2 separate regions of the Mus musculus genome follow, and region 1 is linked to region 2. The links are chromatin loops, found by intact Hi-C in ENCODE. Cell type or tissue: left cerebral cortex. All regions are shown on one strand. Links, peaks and the distances in the headings refer to the core of each region. The heading gives the core; the rest is flanking DNA.

Region 1 (10,067 bases), core at 662-8,661, 61 kb after region 2:
CACACACATGTGAATTAGTAAGTGAATCGAGCGTGTGTGTCTTGGAAAGCTATGGAAAGGCATGGACTAGGGCGGGAAATAGCAGCCTTTAGATAGCTGAAGTCACCCCTCACAGGATGGAAGCTGAGGAGAGGACAGCGCCACGCTCTAGGACGTTTCTGATCCAGGGAACAGGGAGTGGTGTGGTCCTAGGAGTGGACACTAATAGACGATGCCAGTCAATTCCCGCAGGGCGTAGCTGTACCGTGGTGAGCAGCATCATGTGGCTACAGAGGCTGCCAGGGCCACCGAAACTGCCATGCTCATGGATGGGACTGGGGAGGGAAAGAACAGGAGGTGGGGCGGAGGCTCACAGACAGGCCACACAACAGGTAGAGGGAAGGCGCCCCTGGGGTCAGGTGGATGAGCGGGAAATAGAGCTACAGACAACCGTTTGTCTAGAAAGCCTTCTTCCCAATCTATGTGGGGGGGGGGGGGACCTCACACCTGAAATCAGTATAATTTGAAGAGTAACTGAGTAATGAAAACTCAGTTCAGAACCAAAGGTATTGCCTCTTCAATTTCACTTGCTAGTTCCCAACTTAATTTTTAAATTAAGACTCCTCTAATGAGACTCAAAACTGTTCTCGATGAATTCAAATGGCAATAAGGGGAAGAAAAGATGCTAAATGAAAGATGTGTTCCGTCTCCTACACTTGTCTGCTGGGGGCTGGGAGCCACAGGGAGGGCAGATATAATATTCTCCTCTACACAGGCCATCTAGCTACAAATTGCATTTGTCAGACATGGGAGTCAGTGGACCTGAAGAGAACGGGGACTGCTGAAAATAGCCTCTACGTCACAGGCCTGAACTTGGCAATCATTCTGAATATACACACATGATATGCACACGTGAGCATGGATGGACCGGCACACACCTGCAGCTACATGTTCATTTACACACATACACAATTTGTTTTGGCCAAATACGTGATTTGCACTTGTTTTGCTCTACCTGCGAGAGCAGGTAGATGCTGCTCAGGTCTCCTGAAGCAAATGCGTGTGCAACCAGTGCTCCGTGGCTGTAACTGGGTGTGCATAACTGGGTACAGGGGCATTAGAGCTCGTTAAGGACAATGGTCCTAGCATTGCCGGCTTAAGCTGCCGTCCTGGAAGGCGCCCCATGCACTCAAAGTGACAGTCACACAGGAGGCCTCTACAAGAGAACTGCAGCTCTGTGACACACAGAAGTCACTGGAGACATATATATATTAGTTTAACTGGCACTGTTTCTTTAGAGGACCTTGATTGGTTGAACACAAGAGAAGCTCACTTTCCACTGGCCTAGGTAAGAAAGTGGGCTTACCTTGTCTCAGCAGGAACAAATAAAGTAGCTCCTTATCCCAGGTTCACTGTGTTTACACTATTTTTTTTTTTTTTAATCACACTGGTTGGTTCTAAACTAGGGTGTAGTGGATGTCAGGGTAGTTAGTTGATGATAGTTAGCGTCCAAACCCAAGAAAAATAAATAGTACAGTGCAACCCTGGCCCGGCCTGGGCCATGCCGCTACGCTCGACCTGTCGCCAAGGCCAGAGAGTGTCCATCAGAAACGCTCTGATGTAGGACTTAGAGGTCCACGGTGGTCCTACACGATTAGAAATGAGCTGTGGTCCAAGCACTGGTAGACAGACGGTAGGCCTGTGAGCCAGCAGAGAAAGGGTCAACCCATTCCCATGCTGTGTGAAGTAAGAGGCTGAAGAGCACGGCTTGAGAACAAGACGGATTCAATATAGAACTGTTCTTTGTACATGCCTCACATTTTGGTCTTTATTAAGACTTTGTCACCGTCTTGTTGCAAATGTCACCAGAGCGGAGACTTATGCTTCTAATTCATGCTTGTAATTGGTTGTCCAATTAGAATCAGATTACCTGAGCACACCCCAGAAAACTTGTTTGAGCTCGACACAATGGCACACATTGGGAAATCGGAGCTTGAGAGGCTAAGGGAGGAGGGCCAGAAGTTTCAGTCCAGCCTTGGCTGCATAAAGAGTCCCAATGTGCCCCCCCCCAATAAAAACCATCTACAGCCTAAGAAGCACTAGCTGACGTATGCTTTGGTAACTGCTAGGGAGGGGACAGGCCTACTGGGACCCCTCTTCAAGGATGGCCTAAGTTTCTTTCCACCACATAAGTAGCTGGCTCTCGCTTCCCAATGCTCGACCTCCCTGTTTACTGAAACAGACCTTTGTCGGGTCTGGTTTTATTCTGCATAATCCAGCACACTAAGTCAAAGAACAAGCCCTACAGATCACAGGCAACTCCAGTGAGACCCAGGGGAACCTTCTTTGTGTTTGTTCCATTTCTGTGGGACCACAGTCATTCAAGCATGGCAAGAACTGCATGGGATGCTCTTGGGAGGAGAGCCTGAGTCTTTCCCAGCCTCAATACACCAGAGATTGAAAGTGACCTTAAATGCCCTAAAGGCATCTCTATAGTCAACTGGGGGAGAATGTTTGTTGTTGTTGCTTGAGGGTGAAGGTATACGAAGCTGCAGGAGTCTGCACAGATGTTACCGTGAACATAACGAATGCTGTGCCTTTTAATTCTCACCAAGTTCATCAAGTTGGGACTCTTGCTTTTTGGACTGGGCAGGAAGCAGAGGCCTGCACCAGTCAGATGAGCTGCTTGAGGGCACATGGTTGGGGCGGCAGGGGCATGTCATCCCAGGGTTCCATTACCCACATCTGGAGAGCCTGCAACTTTCTTCTACAGGCTGCAAGGACCACTGAGAGTAACGATCTCTTTAAGGCCATTCCACTTAAGAACCTGGGCTACACACATGTGCACACAAATGTAGGCACACATCCCATTGTGTGCGTGATGGCACAGATATGAAAACCCTAAGGCCTGCCGCTTGGCAAGGGCTTAGGAAGGAAACCCACAGGGAGCAGAAAGAATGGATATAAACTTGGCTTCGGAAGCTTAGAGGGGGTAATTTTAAGTCCACTTCTGAAACCATCATTTGAACAGCTTGCTCAGAACACATCCTAAAAGCTTCATTATCCTTAAGTCTTTTGGTAATTTTACAAAAATATTTCTAGACCTCCACCCCAGCAGTTCCACAGAGCTTCAAGGGGAATGGCTTTTCCTTTCCAATTGTACTTAAAGCCAGGGCTCTTTGATAAGACACATGTTACTTATGGCAACAGGATCCAAAGCTGTTTCATCTCTACACTTCATAGTCTTGTTACGGGTATAATTTAATAGATTTCAGAAACATTCCTAAACGCTATGCAATCTAAAAGAAAACATTCCTATTGATGTATTTAGTCTAAAGTTACATCCATAAAAATGAACATCAAGTAAGATCAGTGCTCAGCAGTAGGGTTATTCTTTGTACTAACCTTCCAGTGGCTAATTCTAGGACTTTCTATTCTCCATCCAATCTTTAGCAATCATAAAGTGTATGTTGGGGGACTGGCTCCATAGGTAAAGCAATTCTCTGTGTAAGTGTGAGGACCTGAATTCAAACCCCAGGAGCTCAGTGCAGGCCCCTTACTGGAGCAGAAAAGCAGAGGCAGGAGGATGCCTGGCAGCTCCCAGGTCAGCTAGCCTGAAGTACTTAGGTGAAAAGACCCTGTCTCAAAAAAGGCAGACACATGTACGAAGACTGGAGGATGTCCTCTGCCCTCAACACTTGGACCACAGCACGGGCATACCTACAAGTATGTGCGGTGTGTGTACACACATAGACACACAAAGACACACACAGACAAAAGACAGACAGACACACAGACATACACACACAGAGGGGAAGTGGGGGAAACAGATGCCTTGCCTCTTGAGGAAGTCTCTGGTAAATGTTTTCAATTTCCTGTCCTCAGCCTTGCTGGCCATAACGTCTTACTCAGCAGTCTGCTCACAGGGCTGCTTTCTCAGAGGGCAATATGAGACTTCCATGAAGACAGTTATTAGAGACAGGGGTCTGGAGATTAGCTAAAGTTAGGGTCAAGCAGGGAAATGCAGACTATGGAACTGAAGGGGCCTTCGACTGTACAGCAGGCTACTGGCATGGGAAGTTTAGACAGCTGGGCTCACAGGTGTGGGGGGTGCGGCTCAGCTCTTGCCTGGCACACTCAAAGCCTTCAGTCTCCATCATATACCAACTGAACATGCTAACACAAGCCTGCAATCCCAGTACTTGAAAGGTAAATGGACATTGCAAGTCTTAGGTATACTACATACCTAAGACCCTTCATTCCAAAATAAATAAATAACCGGACCAGCAAAGATCAAAATGAACTAGCGGCCTCTTTGAAAGTCGTACTTCCTTGTTATTTTTTAATGAGCATAAAAGCATGTTCCAAAGCACACAGAGAAAGATTAGAGGAGCCCAGGAGCACCCCTCCAACTTCACCTCTGTAAACAGACCGGCACGCTGACAATTACTGAAGCTCCAGAAAAAGCTTTCCTCACTGCAGGACAAAAAGACAAACAATGCGGAGGAAGACTCAGAGTCTACCCCGGGCCAAGGAGAACAGAAGGCAGTGGGCATCTGAGGGCAAATGTGGAGAGGGGCTGCCCCCTCCCTGTAAGTGCTAAGGTTTTTTAGTGGGCACGCCTGGGGGCAGTAAGCAGATTTATGCAAGAGGTGAACGCCCTCCTTTGCACAGTGGACAAAAGAGTCAGCTTGCGGAAGGGATGAAAGATGCCAGAAAGCCCAGGGCGAGCTGCCACTTGTGAAAGGGACAGGCGGGCGGGGGAGGGTCTCAGAAAACCCAACAAAACCAGAGATGCGGGCCCTTGGAGTCAAGAACTCAGTGCCAAAGAGTGGTCCCTGAATCCTGCTAGGATCAGCAAAGAGATGCTGGCTGGGCTGACGTTCAGAGTGGAAACTGACAAGAATGCTCCTGGGAAGATTTTGTGGTGTTTCTCCATGAGTGTGTGGAAGAGCGAACCCTTTGGAGATAGACGAGATGAACAGGTGAATGCTGGTCCTGAGGAGTAGATTCACAGGAAAGGGCGTTGCCAAAAAATGAACACAGTGAGCCCCTCAGGGACGGTAGTGGTGGCGTGACAGTTAAGCACTGATTGCTCTTGCGGGTCACCTGGGTTTGGTTCCTGGCACCCAAATGGCTGCTCACAACCATTTGTAACTCCAGTTCCAGGGCACACCCTCTCCTGACGTCTGTGGGCTCTGCACCCATGTGGTACACAGATATACATGCAGGCAAAACAACCATACACCTAAGATTATAATAATAATAATAACAACAACAACGCTTTTTTTTTTGTTTCCTGTCTCACCATGTGACCTCTTCTCTGCGTGTTCCTATCACTGTAATGCCAGGGTCATGAGGCCCTTGTCGGAGGAAGAATTACAAGGGCTGGCTCTCTGTGCCTTACACTTTCAGACTGTGAACAACCTCGTTTCTTTACAATTTATCCTACTTCAGCTATTTTGCTATAGTAATGGAACTCACACTATTACAAGGGTTAAGCCACTTGCTTAGGAAGCCAAGATTTCTTTCTAGGTTGTCTGAATCTGTAATACATGACGAACTGAGAGAGCTTTCGGGAACGATCATGTTTGATATCTGGTTGTTCGGGCAGCTGGCAAACACATTCTGCCCATCTTCTTGGATCCACCAAAGACAGGTAAAGGTCACACTTTTTCCCTCGTTCATTTTGATTTTTAGGCATTGCTAGGGAGGGTCAGGGCTGTAATTCAGGGAGGAAACTGTCCCAGAGGGACGTTTCTCAGTTTACACTGAAGACTGCATGGCGTTTCCTATGCATCTTGACTGAAGGCATGGAGTTAATGAGGACCAGGGCTTGGGGATCTGACTCAAAACCTGAGTTTTCTGAGCATTCACCCTCGAGCCTTCTGTGGCATGAAATAAAACCAAGTGGGAATTCCCTCATCTATCTATCAGTGAACCGCATGGCCGGGCTATGGCAGCAGAGGGCTGCGGTGGGCAGGTGGGAGCAGCCCCAGCATGAAGCCAACCCAGGACATGGATAATCCCACTCCGCAGAGCAGTGCAGAGCAGTGATCATCATGCATGGTTTCCCAATGCTGCATGCACTGTGCACACACAGAGACAACGTGAATCTGCCAGCAAAGAACTGGTCTGTCTCCCTGCTCCTCCCTTCTGCTGTTGGCTTGTGGCGGCTTAATCCTGCTCTGTGCACTGAAAATGTCTCTAAGGATTTCTTTCCATTTCATTAGTTTATCCTGTGGGCTGTCAGCAGCCAAGAAAGAAAAACCTGTTGGGTGTGATAGAATGCTTTGATTCATTCACTGCATGCTAGGAGCACAGATTTGGTAATGACTTATTTTGATAATAGTTGGTAATGATAGCAGTGGCCCAGTGCTAGCCAGAGTGAAGGAGAAGGAAGGTGAGGGGAAGCCAGAGGAGGCAGGGTGTCAGGTTGTTGATGGGGGAGGTCTGAGAAAGAGTTCTTGTCAGTGCTGTTAGCAGTTGGCTTCAGGCCTTCCCCTCGGTCTGACTAGAAGCTGGGCTGAGCGGCTGAGAGACTGGCCCAGGGCGTCCCTTGGACAGCTCCAGTCTGACACAGAAATGGAGGTGTAGCTTAGTGTGGATGGGTGCGGGAGGTGCTTCTCATGAAACAAACACTGGCAAGTTCAGGGCCATCAGGCCTACGAAGGACAGGAAGAGCAGCAGGGAAGGTCAGGCTCAGCTTGCCCCAAGTTGTAGCAGAAGGCAGGAGGCGAAGGGTGATAGGGTGAGGGGTGTCTTGTGTCCTTTTAAGGTGAGAAACCATCAGAGGCCAGGTGAAGGGGCAGACCAGGGTGAGAAACATCTTTAATTATGAGATACAGACTCATGAAAATAATTCAAGCCACAGTGACCTTTAAATGAAATAACCTAAATCTAACTTTGTAATGCTTGGAGATGGGAAGGGAAATCCTTAAAGAACTTCATTCTTTTTTTAGAAAATAAGACATCATTAAACATATTATATATGTATACACACACACATATATATATATATATATGTACATATACATGTATGTATTTATATATATAAACATTGAAACACACAGACGAAACTGAAACTCAAAGCTACGGGGTCTGTTGGAAACACCTGTCAGCTGGTCACCCCTGCAAGCCTCTGAGTAAACTCCACTTGTGTTTAGATGCCCAGGTCCCTTGTCAGACAACAGGCTTGTCCCCTTGGGAGTCTCTGCTTGGTTTCTATTGTACAAAACCTGAAGGGCTCTCTAGTCCGTTAGAACTGCTAGAATACTGAAACCGCTTTCACAGACTACATGGCATTCAGAATAAACACTGGGAATTGACAAAATGACCAATTACGTGAAGAAGCTCTGCCTGACATAATCCAAAGCAAATCTCCCCCCAGTACTCTCCTCCGGGGTGACCAACAGCCCAGCCTGCCTATGATTTTGAACCTGAAGATGGTCGGTGCCAACTTTGAGGTCTGAGCAAGGCCTTGAGCACTTCCAGCTACTCCTTCCTACTGGCTTGATTTAGGCTAGAAAATACCAACGTGCCATTCAGCTCACAAGCCCAGCAAGTGTTAGAGGACACGAGACGGGCTCCCTGGTCTCAGCACAGGTTCAGGTGCTCATTTCCACGGGATTAGAACACATTACAGGACGCCCTTACTTGGGTTTGGTTTTGTTATTTTTCAACTTCCTGATGGTGTGAATGCCGTATGCCTTCAGGGGGAACTGCCCTTGAAGAGCCAGGCATGGGGATGCGCACCTGCAGTCCTAGAAGGACCAGATGTCGAAGGTTATCTTTTATTGCATAGCAAGTCTGGGGCAGCCTGGGCTACATAAGACTATCTCCAAAGAGCAAGAAAAAAAGAAACTGTCTTTTCAATACTGATCCTTCCTAAGGTATAGGGCCTTATGACACTGGGCAGTAATGACAGGGTGCAAATGCCATCAGCCCCACGTTAACAAGGACAAAGCACCAACACTTCACGGTGACTTGCGCTGCTCAGCAATGGTATAGTAGGTGAAGACCTATGCGGATACTATTTTCTACTTTCAGCAGTTTACTTGGATTCCATCAAGGAACACTTGCCATGTCCCAGTCAGGTTCCACGTGTCTGGCCCCATGTCCCCATTGTCTTACCCTCTGATAGGACATGTGCTGTTGTGGTTTTCCTCTCTGGCAATGCCACATCTATGAATTACACATACACGTACACACACACTCCACACATACACACACACCCATATCCACACTCACACACACACACACACCCACACACCACATCCACACTACACACAAATACACACACACACACACACACACACACACACACCCCTCCTTCTGTTTCAAGTCCTTACTCAAGTGTTAGTTGCCCTAGGAAGTGATGCCCCTCTTTTTCAAACTCCTCCTCCTCCCAATACAGCCCAGCTGCCCACCTCCCACTCCTGCATCCTATACTCTCACCACCATGCTGTCAGCACATCATCACTGACCCTGGATTCCTTCCTAGTCTGAAGATGTACCTTTCACTTACCAGAGGGAAGACAAGGGTAGAGGAGATAGTGCTGAGAAAGTGGACTCGGATTAGATAAGATTCTAACGTGAGCTTCTGACAGGTGTGGAGGGGCAGACCCCTTCTTTGCATCCCAGTATCTTTAGGCAGAAAGCTGACTATGGGCATTCACAACTACTGGACAGCCCTGTAAGCCCCAAAGGAAAACGGAATTCCATTTGGGAAACCCTTAAAGCCTGAGAATGATATTTTTTTGGGGGGTCGGGTATCTCAAGAGACTCCAGACAGGTAGGGCAGAAGAGGTCTCAGAGACTCTAAACAGAATAGAGGGGTCTCAGAGACTCTAAACAGGTAGGGCAAAATGATGAAAACATCACAGAAATCAATGCTAGCACATCCCTGCCCATAGCTCTAAACTTGGATTTCTATGGTGTTTAAACGTACACTATAGATGACAGACAGTCAGACACATGTTATACTCAACTGAATATAGATCCAATGTACACCTGAAACCTGTACTAGTTATTTCCCAGTGTATTAGAGGAATCATGAAATTTTAAAATCATGAATTAAGAAAAAGACACACCTACCCATGGAACAGAACCTACCCGTTCACCCAGCTTTAGGCATCATCGACTCTTTCCATGGTGTTGTATCATAGGTACAAACCCAAAAACCTCATCCCCAGAGAGAGTCTTACCTAACGTAGAGCAGAACAGAATCCTGTAAGAAAAAGCTCTAAGCAAACAAAATCCCAGCTCCAAACACAACGCAATGGTGAAGGATACCCAGGCCATCAGCGTAGCCAAGCAGAGAAGCCGCTGACTGAACTCCGCTTGAGAAAACTCCAAGCCCGGCCCCCTCACTGCTTGCTACCTTAGTGCTAATTCCTTTTCCTTTCTTAGGACACAAGGGGCACCCACGGTGGCTATCAAGGGAGGATTTAGCCAACTTTATCTGCACACGACAAACACAGAAACATTCCTGCTCCACATTTCATGGACTATTAAAAAGCATGAAACCGTGTGGTCCATGAAACAAGAACCACATCTGCCACCATTGCTGGAACTAGTCCAGAAACCGGGTGACAGATATCTCTTCTTAAGCACAGGGGTTTTTTGACTCCTTCGTACACATGGCTCGCTTCAGTGCATTCTTTTACAAGACGAGCCAAACAGCCGACCAAAAGGCATCAAGTCCCTCGGCCACGACAGCCCTTGGGCTGAAGCTCTTGGATAACCCTGAGTACATGCTTTCAGGGTCTGAGCGTCCTTCCCATTCCCAACCCCTGACGTCTGAGGACCAGCTCACCCACAGAGCGGACATCCACAACAGTGGGAACCCAGAGGTAACTTCTAAAAGACCTGGGCACGCATGGCCGCTGTTTTAACCATGCAATCTTCACCGTTGGCACTGCGGTGCAATGTAACAGCAAAACCAGGGGTGAAAGACCATTTGAGTTCCTTGAGAGGAGCACAGGCAGCTGAGGATGGACGGGAACACGGTCAACAGAGTCCCTCAGCAATGACACTAGGGACAAATGAGGAGTTCCTGGAGCATCAGTACAAACTGCAGCCAACCT
Region 2 (10,067 bases), core at 1,062-9,061:
TCTTTTTCCCCCTGCAAGTTACAGCTTATGAATGTGACAGAGGGAAAAAAAAAAAAAAACATCCAGATGAAGGACTGCAGAGGTGACTCTCACACCATTCGGACTTAAGAGAAAGAAAAGTTATTCTAGAATGAGATTCAAAGAACATGCTAGTATTTTCTTCTTCTTCTTTAAGATCTATGACCATGTCCTCTCGTGCTTGTTAATGTTGGGTCTGCCCTGTGGGTGTCTGATAAGCTGTTGGTCTGGGCGCCCTCAGTTTTTTACCCTGGGGTGGAGAAGTAGGTGAGCTAGTAACAATAGGAAGGTCAGCCTGGGAATCTCTAATGTTGGGGAGGAACTCACAGCATCAGAGAAAGCTCTGAAACACCTGCATCCAGACAGATACAAACAAGACATTTGGTCATTTCCATCCGTCAGCAGAATAGAAATTGCATTTTACAAGGGTATGTGTACACACGGTGGTGTTAAGAGGTGGTGAAGGCATTTTTTTTTTTTAAAAAGCACATAAAGAAAGGAATCGAGGAAGTTCTGCTGTTGAAGGCTTATGTCCTCATTTATTATTGCTTTTAATCTGCTCTCTCCCGAACGCACATCACTTTATTGCTATAATTCTTAATAGGTTTCTGAATCCTTACCAATCCACCAGTTGACAGATGGCAGGTTATATAGAGACAGAGAAAAATATTATCCCTTTATAACTAAATTCATTTCCCTCTGAGAAACAGCAGCTCTGCTGCTATGGAAATGAAGGTCACCATGGCAACGGTAAACAACCCCCAAGAATGGTCACTGAATAGGCTGAAAAGAACATCTGCCCCAGCCCAGCGTCCCAGCTGCCCTGGGGCGAAATTCGCTAATAGTGCAGTGAGGCCTTGTGATAGAAGCTGCCGCCTGTCCCCTGTCCAAATAAATGAAGTGTGCAATTGAAGCCGACATCAAAATGCCTGCCCTTGCAGATTACTGCCTCCGTGTCCGCTAAACCCAGTAACTAATGACTGGGGAGAGGGGGCCTCGTACTTGTCAGTTTTTGTACAAATTACATACCAAAAAATTCAATTTACCACTAATGGCTCCATGGCACTTTATTTTGGGTATTATGCGAGAAAATTACTTTTTTACTGTTTTAAAAAAGTGCATTTTTCATACTTTCTATGTGTAGTTTAATTCCAAGGGAGTAATGCAATGCATGATAAAGCCCCACAAGCGATTAATAATATGGATGATGCTGGTTTCAGAAGACAATGCCTTAGGGAAAGAAAAGAAAAAAAGGTAAAGAAACTTCACTCTGCCCTTTTCTATTTTGCCTGCAGGAGGCCTGTTACCAAATGCCATAATGGGGCAAAAGTTTATTTTAATAAGCGCATTGCAGGAGAAACAGGTAAATTAGCTTCCTTGGCAACTCCTGGGGTGACACTGCTCAAACAGTCAATTCCTCCCCACTGATACATGTTCAGTGAGTCACAGAAAAGCTTCAAGTTCCACTCTGCTCCTGGGCCGGGTCCCTACTGCCCAGCAGTGAAGACCTTGGTCCCCATGGGTGGCAAGGGACAAGCCCTGAGGCGGCCCCACTTTGCTCTCAGGGAGCAAATATGTGCTGTGCCTTTTCTTCTTCCCATACAAAACTTCACTGCCATCTTTTTAAGTTCTAAGTGCAACAGGTGGTCGGGGTTGCCCTGGCTACGTGGTCTCTATCTCCCCCCCCCCCAAAGGGGAGGGTCCCTGGGGTAGTGGGAAGCTCAGATATGAAATTAGGAGACAAAAAAGTAAGTTCCACTCCTTCTCAGGAGGAAGTCTGAGGATCACAGACAAGCATGGCCTTAGTGAAAGAAAGAGAGCCTGAGAAGCAAAGAATAGCATCAGTCGGCTCTTACAGGGATCTAGGTGGGCCGAAACTCGAGGGAGGGGCTACCCAGCATCTCCCCATGACGCTCCACCCACCCAAACCAAGTCGAACAGACGAACAGACGCGCCTAAGTTGGAAAACACAGGATGCTAACCCCCTCCCCTACTTTCCTTTGAGCAGACGTTCTGCCTCCACGGATGAGGATGCTGATGGCCCTCAGAGAACCCAAGCCCCACCTCCTCTCTCTTTAGGAATTCTGGGGGAACGTAACAGGCAGACTTCTCATAATCTAACATATATGTGTGTGCATGAGTTGGTAGTATCTGCTGTTTCAGGCGTTCATTGAGGGTCTTGGAATGAATCTCCCGCTGAAAAGGGGAGAGTACCGTATGTGCAAAACAGTTGGCTGTAGCCTAATTTCTTTTCACTCAATAATGTATCTTGGCTATCTTTTGCTAACATTATTAAAAGTTTCTGCAATGGCGTATTGAAGCATCTCGGGTGATAATGGAATCCGCCTGGAGCTGAAGTTCCGCCCCACAGATCCTGGCCATGTTTACATGCTGTTTACATGCTGTTTGTTTACATGTTTACAGTATGTTAACGCATGCTTACACGCTGCCTCTGCACAGCCCCTTCCCACCACCCTTACCCAGCACGGCTCCTTTCGGCATTCCTGTGCCACGCCTTCCTCTACCTACCTCAGCTTCTCTGGGGATCAGCTCATGACTCCCCTTGGGTGACAGGCTGTCCTACTGGGTGCACTTAGGGCCTTCATAGGCTTCCCCTCTCGTTTGCATTCAATAAAAATCAACCACCTGAATGAAGCCGAGACACTTTCTGATGGAAGTGCCCATTTGGGGTGAGCTGGGAACATTTGAGAGGACTGGGGAGCTGTTTGGGGGTCTGGGGATATGTCTGCTCCTGAGGAACACCGATTCCAGAGGACGAGAGTCAAGGAAGGAGTGAAGTGGGCGGGCTGTGGAAGAGGTTTCCTTGGTTGCCGAAGGTGAGGTGGGGGGCTTCCCGTTGCCGTTCAGTGTGGTTTATCAGTCTAAGAAGAGATGATGGTGTTTTGTCCGGGACTCACAGACACAGGAGTTAACGTTCCTGTTGTCCTCTGGGAAACCACAGGGAGGCAGAGGTTCAGGAGAGTAAAACAGCATGACAGTTTATTTTGGGATAAGGGACCCTCCCTGATAGTCCCTAGCTCTGCGTCCTGGTACAGGAAGCCAAGTTAGGTGCTACAGGTTAGTACCCAGCATGCTACCATGGTGCTCGGTAGAGTTAGGACCACCATCCATGCATGTATCCTGTGATGAAAGAGTCCCTGATTATGCTTTGGCAGCAGCATTGCTTCTCTGAACGTTGCCAGTGCTGCATGTCAACTTGGACCTTTGGTGTGGTCATTTCATTACGATGCAGCTTTTCTGCTGTACAGGACCGAGAAATGGTGGCACAGTCTGTTTCCCATCCTTCTTAGCTTGAATGTCCACACAAGCCGACCCACACAAATGAGGAAAACAGGCTTCTAAGCTTCTCTCATCCAGGGCTCAGCTACCTGGATTAGGATAAAGTTGAATCTTGCTTTCCCAGCACAGGGGCATGGCTCCACCTGGGAGTGGTGGAAGCTTTCCTCTGTGGGCAGGATGGGAAAAGCACTAGATAAACCAGGCAGGGGGATTGCTAGGTTCAAGTCCTGGGTCCACTGCTAGTTAACATGGGACTCTCACGTTGCTGGGCCTGACCTCACTCATTATAAAATGGTGTGGGTGACTGCAGACATGAGAGAAGCCAGAGTCTATGCCAGTTTCCACAGCTTTCTAACGATCTGTAATGTCACCTGACATCTTTTTTCCTTTTAGACTCATGACTGACAGAACTATGGACTCCAAGCGGCACCTTCCAGATGCAGCATCTGCTCCAAGGTATCTGGAGGTAGAGGACAGTCTTTAAAGCCAGGAGAATATACCACTCCTGCAAAGCCATGGCCTGTTGGGTAGGTGTTTGGCGGGTTCTTGGTGTGACTTCTGTTGGGTACCAGACAGAAGTGTCTGGAAAGGCTATGCATTTAAGCAACCTTAGAATATAAAGGCAGACAGAAGGCATGGTCCTCACTCTCAAAAAAACAAAACAAACAAACAAAAAAAAAAAAAAACAGAACAAAACAAACCAGCTCAGAGCTGGCAGGCCTACCAAACAGTTTTCTCAGATAGAAACCTTGGGCAGTCTGATCACTTCTGGAAATCAGTGAATGTGTTCCCCTCCCCCACTCCTCCTTACACGTCAAGTGATTTTCATGGTGTTATAATGTCACACGATTGATCCAAAGACAATATATGTGGGGAAAATGTCACATACTAAATATAGTAGTGCAGATATGGACAACCAGAGGTGCACCCTGGCGTCTTCTCATATGCCTGTCTACAAGGCAAGTGGGCCGTTATGGTTCTTCCTTGCCTGCCTCACTTGCTGCTTAAGATGGTACTTGGGACCTATCAGTGTGGAGCGAAGCACACACAGGATAAATGAATGGGTGACTTTATCTTAGCCACTGGTCGGGTGAGTAGAACTCAGTCCTTGGCTAGGGATGGCACCTGAGTGCGGGGCTCAGGATGGACAGTGGAATTCACTAGGGACTCTGTCAAAACCAGACGGCACTGAATTGTGCATGCAGAGGGAAGCTAAGACTCCGTGCAGGGGCTGTGAATGTGACTGGAGAGAACCCAGAGCAAAGGCAAGCGGACGGAGAAAAGAAAAGGAGGACACGACCTCTCTAGACATGGGTTGAGGAGCAAGTTTGTGTGGATATAAGGGAGAGAACAGGCAGAGGCATCCAGGAGAGTCCACAGAGGGCATGGCCAGCGAATGGAGCAGGGATCCATCATAAGGAGAGGAAGAGAGAGGAGCCTGGAGTGTCTGCTAAGAGTTCCAGAGGCCAAAGAGTTTGAAAAGGGGCCAGTGTAGCCCAAATGGCTGGGCTATAAAGCAGCCCCTGGGTTGGAGAGCTCAGGGTAGGTGGTGGGGTAAACCATCCAGGAGGACCCATTAACAGGTAGGAACTGAGGGATGCAGGGACAACCTCGTGGCCCGTGCCGACTTTGACTGGGTAATAGGCACCTCAATCAGCCATCTTCTTGAGGCCTAATAGAAAGCACTCCCTCGAAAGCCTTCCCTTCCCATGACTTTTCCTGATCATTTAGCTCTGAGACAGCTTTACCCATTTTCTGTAACTGCGTGTGAGAACGACATACCAAGAAGTATTTGCTTAATTCCTAAAAATAGAGAGAAAAGACCCGATTCTCTCTTAGGACCAAGAAACACTAGAAAACAAAGAAACAAGCCATAAAACGCTCCAGGAAGTAGCAAAGCCCTTCTAACTGAGCCCTGTTTCTCAACTGGGGGCGATTTCCCTCTCCCTTGCCCAAGGACATATGGCAATGTCTGGAAACAGTTTTGATCATCATGACTGGGTGGGATGGTTAACACTCCGCAGTGCAGGATACAGCATTATCTAGTCCATACGATGAGAGTGGAGAGAAACAGTGGCTGAGTTAACATGTACACGTGCTACAGCTGAGAAGGGAACCTCTGAATCATTGCCTCAAGGAGAACACAGCAAAAAATGAGACATGAAAATTCACCTTGTTGCTTATCCCTGTCTCCCCTGCCCTCCTCGTGCAAAATCTCTGAGAGAGATATAGAATATTTGCATTTGTGACTCTGAAGTCACTGACGCCTTTGGCTTCCATTGCAACCAATCTAAAGCAGCTGCAAGTGGTCTGGCCGGCAGCAGAAGGGAGTTGGTTGTGCGGTCGGCTCTGGTGACGTCACTTGCCACCACTACCTCTACTTCCCCTCTGCCTGGGTGTTGTGAAGACAGAAGCACTGGGGAAGAGCCAGGAACAAGAGGAAGGAAGGAAGGAGCTACAGGCACGGGGACTGAGGGACTCTCATCAGAACTATGGCTTTTCCTCAGGGTAGGGAAAGCAGCATCATGGGGGGTGGGAAGAATAAGAAGCGGCCTAACAAAGGCTGATGCCAGGGTGTAACTTCAATCACTGCCTTCACGCAGGGAGGAGCACAGAGCACACCAGGAGTGCATCGAAAGGAAGGACTCAGGGTCAGCTGGGCTGGTGACACAGGCCTCTAGCCATAGCAAGGACACTTTAGACCTTCCAGGTAATAGTGTGGCACACTGGCATACCATTATCCTGGTACTTGGGAACAAATGCAGAGGGATTGCCCATGAGTTTGAGGCCAGCATGGTCTACACAGAAAGCTCCAGGCCAGCCACTGCTGCAATAGTGACTTCTTGACCGAAAACAAAGTATACTGAAGGCAGGGGAAGTGGAGGAGGGATTGTATGGAGGATAAAAACTTTAGCTGAGCAAGCCCCATGATCTGAGAGTTCGAATCCTGTAACCGAGGAAAAGCTGGATGTAGCCTGCCCCTGTAATCCCAGTACTCCCCTGGGAAGATGGGAGGCAGAGACAGAAGAAAGATCTAGAAGCTCCAGGGACAAACTAGCCTGGAGTAAACGAGAGCAGAGACAACAAGCTGGATGGAGAGAGAGACCAACTCCTCACAGCACGTGAGGTGGCACAAGCTCTCCCCCACAAGCATACATGCACACATGTACAAAATTATACAAATTTAAAAAATTAAAAGGCCCTCAAGAAGGGGAGACTTAGAGGCACTGAGAACACCTCCAGCTTGGCCACACCAGTGCCATCTCAGAGGCAAGTTATCTGAGAGCCAGACACCACATAACCCTCCAAATCTGACTCTCCACATAGGATGCATCCAAACTTGTTGCTCTGAAGACAGCTCAAACCATGGAAACTAACAGCCAGAGTGGAGAGCGGGAAGAATCTGTAGCAAGGCAGGCCAGGGGAGGATGGGTGACCCACACCTGTAGCTTAGATGTCAGCAGGTTCTCATTTCTACATCCTTTTAGTCTTTCTCAGATTAAAACCTGACCAGACAAACCTAAGGAAAAGAAAGAATTGACTGAATCCACAGGCCGGCATCATCACTAACTCTGAAAACCGAAGAGGGGAATAAAGTTTATCCAAGCGACAACCCCAGTCCAAAGCAGCTTTCTCACTTTGCCAACCAAACCCACTTATTACCCCCAACTCTGTTTCCTGTTGAAAAGGATGCCGGGGAAGGTTGTAGGAGGTCAGAACTGAGCTCAGATGCCAGGGCTGTGGTCTGTCTAGGTCTACACTGCCCACGGCTAGGGTGGCACAGTGTCTGGGCTGGGTCTCAGGGTCACAAGTGCTGTTTCTCCATTTTCTCCTGGCAGCAAGGACCTTACTGTTGATGTCTCCTGAGCTCTGTCTACTTTGCTGAATCTGTGTCCAAAGCAATCGAGCACAGTGACTGCAGTTTTCGTCCTGATTATCAGCGGACACCTTTCACCTGCTGTTCTAAATTTCACGAACGTCTGCCTCTGTAGCGCCTCTGACTAGGTGACAGATGTCTCTCTACCAGCTGCCTGGGAGGCAAACAAGCTGAAATGGATTGCACAAAACAATCTAAATTTCCAGACTTGAAGAGGACAGAGGTACGAGACCTGATACAGGTTAGGATTTGTCCTGTGGGTCACAGGAAGAGGAGTTAAGTCCGTGAGATGCCCTTTGGGCTCCACATCTCCATTTTGAACCCTCTTGCTTACTGGTGGTTGTGTTTTGTTTTGTTTTGTTGTTTTTAAACTAGGGATATAGGGAGAAACTTTGGCACATGCTGGCTTCCTGTGGGGCTCCTACAAGAGCTCAGAACTCCCCTCTCTGCCTCCCCCACCTTAGTATCTGGAAGGAAGGACATTTTAAGTCTCTTAGTTGGAGATGACATGAAGGCCATGAGATGAGAACAGAAACCAGGGAGGGGCAGTGGGAGCACCAGACAGCTGGGCACTAACTGGCAGTGGAGCCTGTCCGCACTCAGCGCGCTTCCTCTCTCTGTGCTGCCCAGTGCCCCCTGCCCCAGTCAACTACCCCCATTTACTGGAAGACCAGCTGCTGCCCTGCTTCCACCCTAGACACTACCTCCCCGCTCTGTGAGGTGCTCAGAATTCCCCTCATCCACTCTCTTCTGCCACTGAGTAGCAGGACCCATGCTGCTGAAATGGAGAAATTCCACAGGCAGGGCATCTTCATTAGCTCTGGCTTCAGCTGGGCATATGTGCCAAGTCACTTTTCCAGGAGGAAAGAATCCATCTCAGCGGGACACTGGCTGATGTGGGAGCCAGAGGGGAAAAGGTTCAAGACCGGAAAGTCAGTGTTGCAAGGCTAAGTCAGGACTGTTGAAGGATTTATAAAAACTGGTTGCTCAGATCCTGTTGGGGAATCTTACTAAAAAGACCAGAAAAGGGGGCCTAGCAGTGAAGAGCACTGGCTGCTTTTCCAGAGGTCCTGAATCCAATTCCCAGCACTCACAACCATCTGCATCTACAATATAGGATTTGAGGCCCTTTCCTGGCATGCAGGTGTACATGCAGATAGAGCACTCATATATGTAATAAATAATATTTTTAAAAAGATCACAAAGAAACAGATATAGACAGGGTATACAAAGTGAAGTGTTTTCTCTCTCTCTCTCTCTCTCTCTCTCTCTCTCTCTCTCTCTCTCTCTCACACACACACACACACACACTCCAAAATAAAAAACAATAAGATGGTATCAAACCAACCCCTCAAAACCAAAATAAAGCACCAGACTACCTGTCCAAAGGTGATTAATGCTCTTTCTCAACAAAGTCAGGGCTCAGGACATGAAAGTCCAAGTGTTCCCACGGTGTAAGACAGCTACCAGGGAGACAGGGAAGGCAGGCTGGGTCATGACCTGATCAAATTTTATTTTTCCCTGGAACAGGAGTTATATGTGACCCTCTCTTGTAAGAAGTGCTAACCAATGGTCAAAGCTGACACACCAAAGGTCATGCCTATCTGGTTAGGTTGGGAGAGGGGGTAAAGGGGGAGAGGACAGATGGTAGCACCCTTCTGACCCTGTAGACAATTAACTTAAACTTCCAAGTAGGATCTGCCCTTACGTTTAACTCTGTAGGCATAACTGCACATAATTAGAAGTCATAATTACAGCTCTCTTTCTAGAATGTGACCACAGTATCCACATTGACCTCTGTGGCAGCCTGGCCTCCATGCTGGGAAGTACAAACAGGGAGGATACAGCCTCTACCCAGTGACCTCACAGAGATGGGCAGCCAATGCCCCAGAAACTTCTAAGGTCGGGCATCTACACTTATTCCCTGGGGAGTGAACTTGGGATCTGTTTGGGGTTTCCTAATTATCCCTTTCCACTGAGAAATATTTTACTTTAAATAGACACACAGTAAGCTGGAGCCTCAACACCGTCTTCTTTCAGGACATGTGGGAAAGGCCAAAGCAACCATTCAAATTAATATACCAGTAATTACTGTGTATCTACAGTCTAATTACCCATGAAATGACCAAGTTGAAAAGATCAATTTCTGATCAGTTTTTCACTTGGGCATTTTATAAAAAGTAGCTATGGAGGCTCTAGGTCACTGAAAAATGCCAATTTATTATTAGTTTATTATACCTTATACCCCTATGTGGCCATAGATCAAAACTTATCTCCAATCATGCCACTAAACAAACCATTCCACAGGAAATCAAACTTGTCTGGGTTTTCAGACAGACAGACAGACAGACAGGTCTCAGCATTGGGCAGGGAAACACAGACTTCAGAAGTTATCCTCTGAAACCATCTTATTGATGAAAAAGAAGAGATAGGCCCAGGTAAAGCAAGAGTGAGCCCTGGGTGAGTTGGTTGGCAGTCTCTAACAGTAGACAGGCCCCACTGGAACCTCTCCATCCCAGCCATGCCTAGAGAAAGAAGACAGGAGCTCTGTCGCTTTAACAAAACACAGGGCCCCAACTGGAATCTTCCCAGGGATATCTAAAACACAAAACACATTGGATTCTCTGTGTATCCCATGCGTGCAAACAAGAAGGCAGGACATCTAAAAGATCATCCCAGAGTTTTAGCTCATAAATCCAACGCGGTTTTTCAGCCATGTGACTACCAACTCACTTTGCAGCAAAGGTCAGTCAGTTCCTCTCTGGTTTTCAGGAGCCTGCAGACCTCCCAGCCCTTTCTTTTTAGGAGTATCTGCGCCTTTGCCTATTACTAGTAGCCCCTTACACAATCCAGACAGAGTCAACACGGGGGG

The links. Hi-C counts contacts between places; a loop is a spot of excess contacts. Peaks named below come from ENCODE experiments on the same cell type or tissue, not always from the same donor. Only the 100,000 strongest peaks of a DNase experiment are listed, where the experiment ranks them.
Region 1: it touches region 2 in a loop (1.8-fold over the local background); 2 of 42 quality-filtered maps call a loop at or near these places.

The regions. Positions count from the first base shown.
Region 1 is chr12:99,280,777-99,290,843 of GRCm38, forward strand. All of the region lies in intron 4 of Foxn3 (forkhead box N3), which reads right to left. Among named protein-coding and RNA genes, the nearest start is that of Gm46371, 45 kb to the right of the region's middle. In left cerebral cortex, for the core only: no CTCF peak of the experiment used is centred there; DNase peaks (open chromatin) are centred at 3,831 and 4,708; H3K27ac peaks cover 1,339 bases.
Region 2 is chr12:99,219,719-99,229,785 of GRCm38, forward strand. The region is part of intron 4 of Foxn3 (forkhead box N3); the gene reads right to left. Among named protein-coding and RNA genes, the nearest start is that of 4930474N09Rik, 62 kb to the left of the region's middle. In left cerebral cortex, for the core only: a CTCF peak has its summit at 1,338; DNase peaks (open chromatin) are centred at 5,341, 5,653 and 7,696; H3K27ac peaks cover 1,212 bases.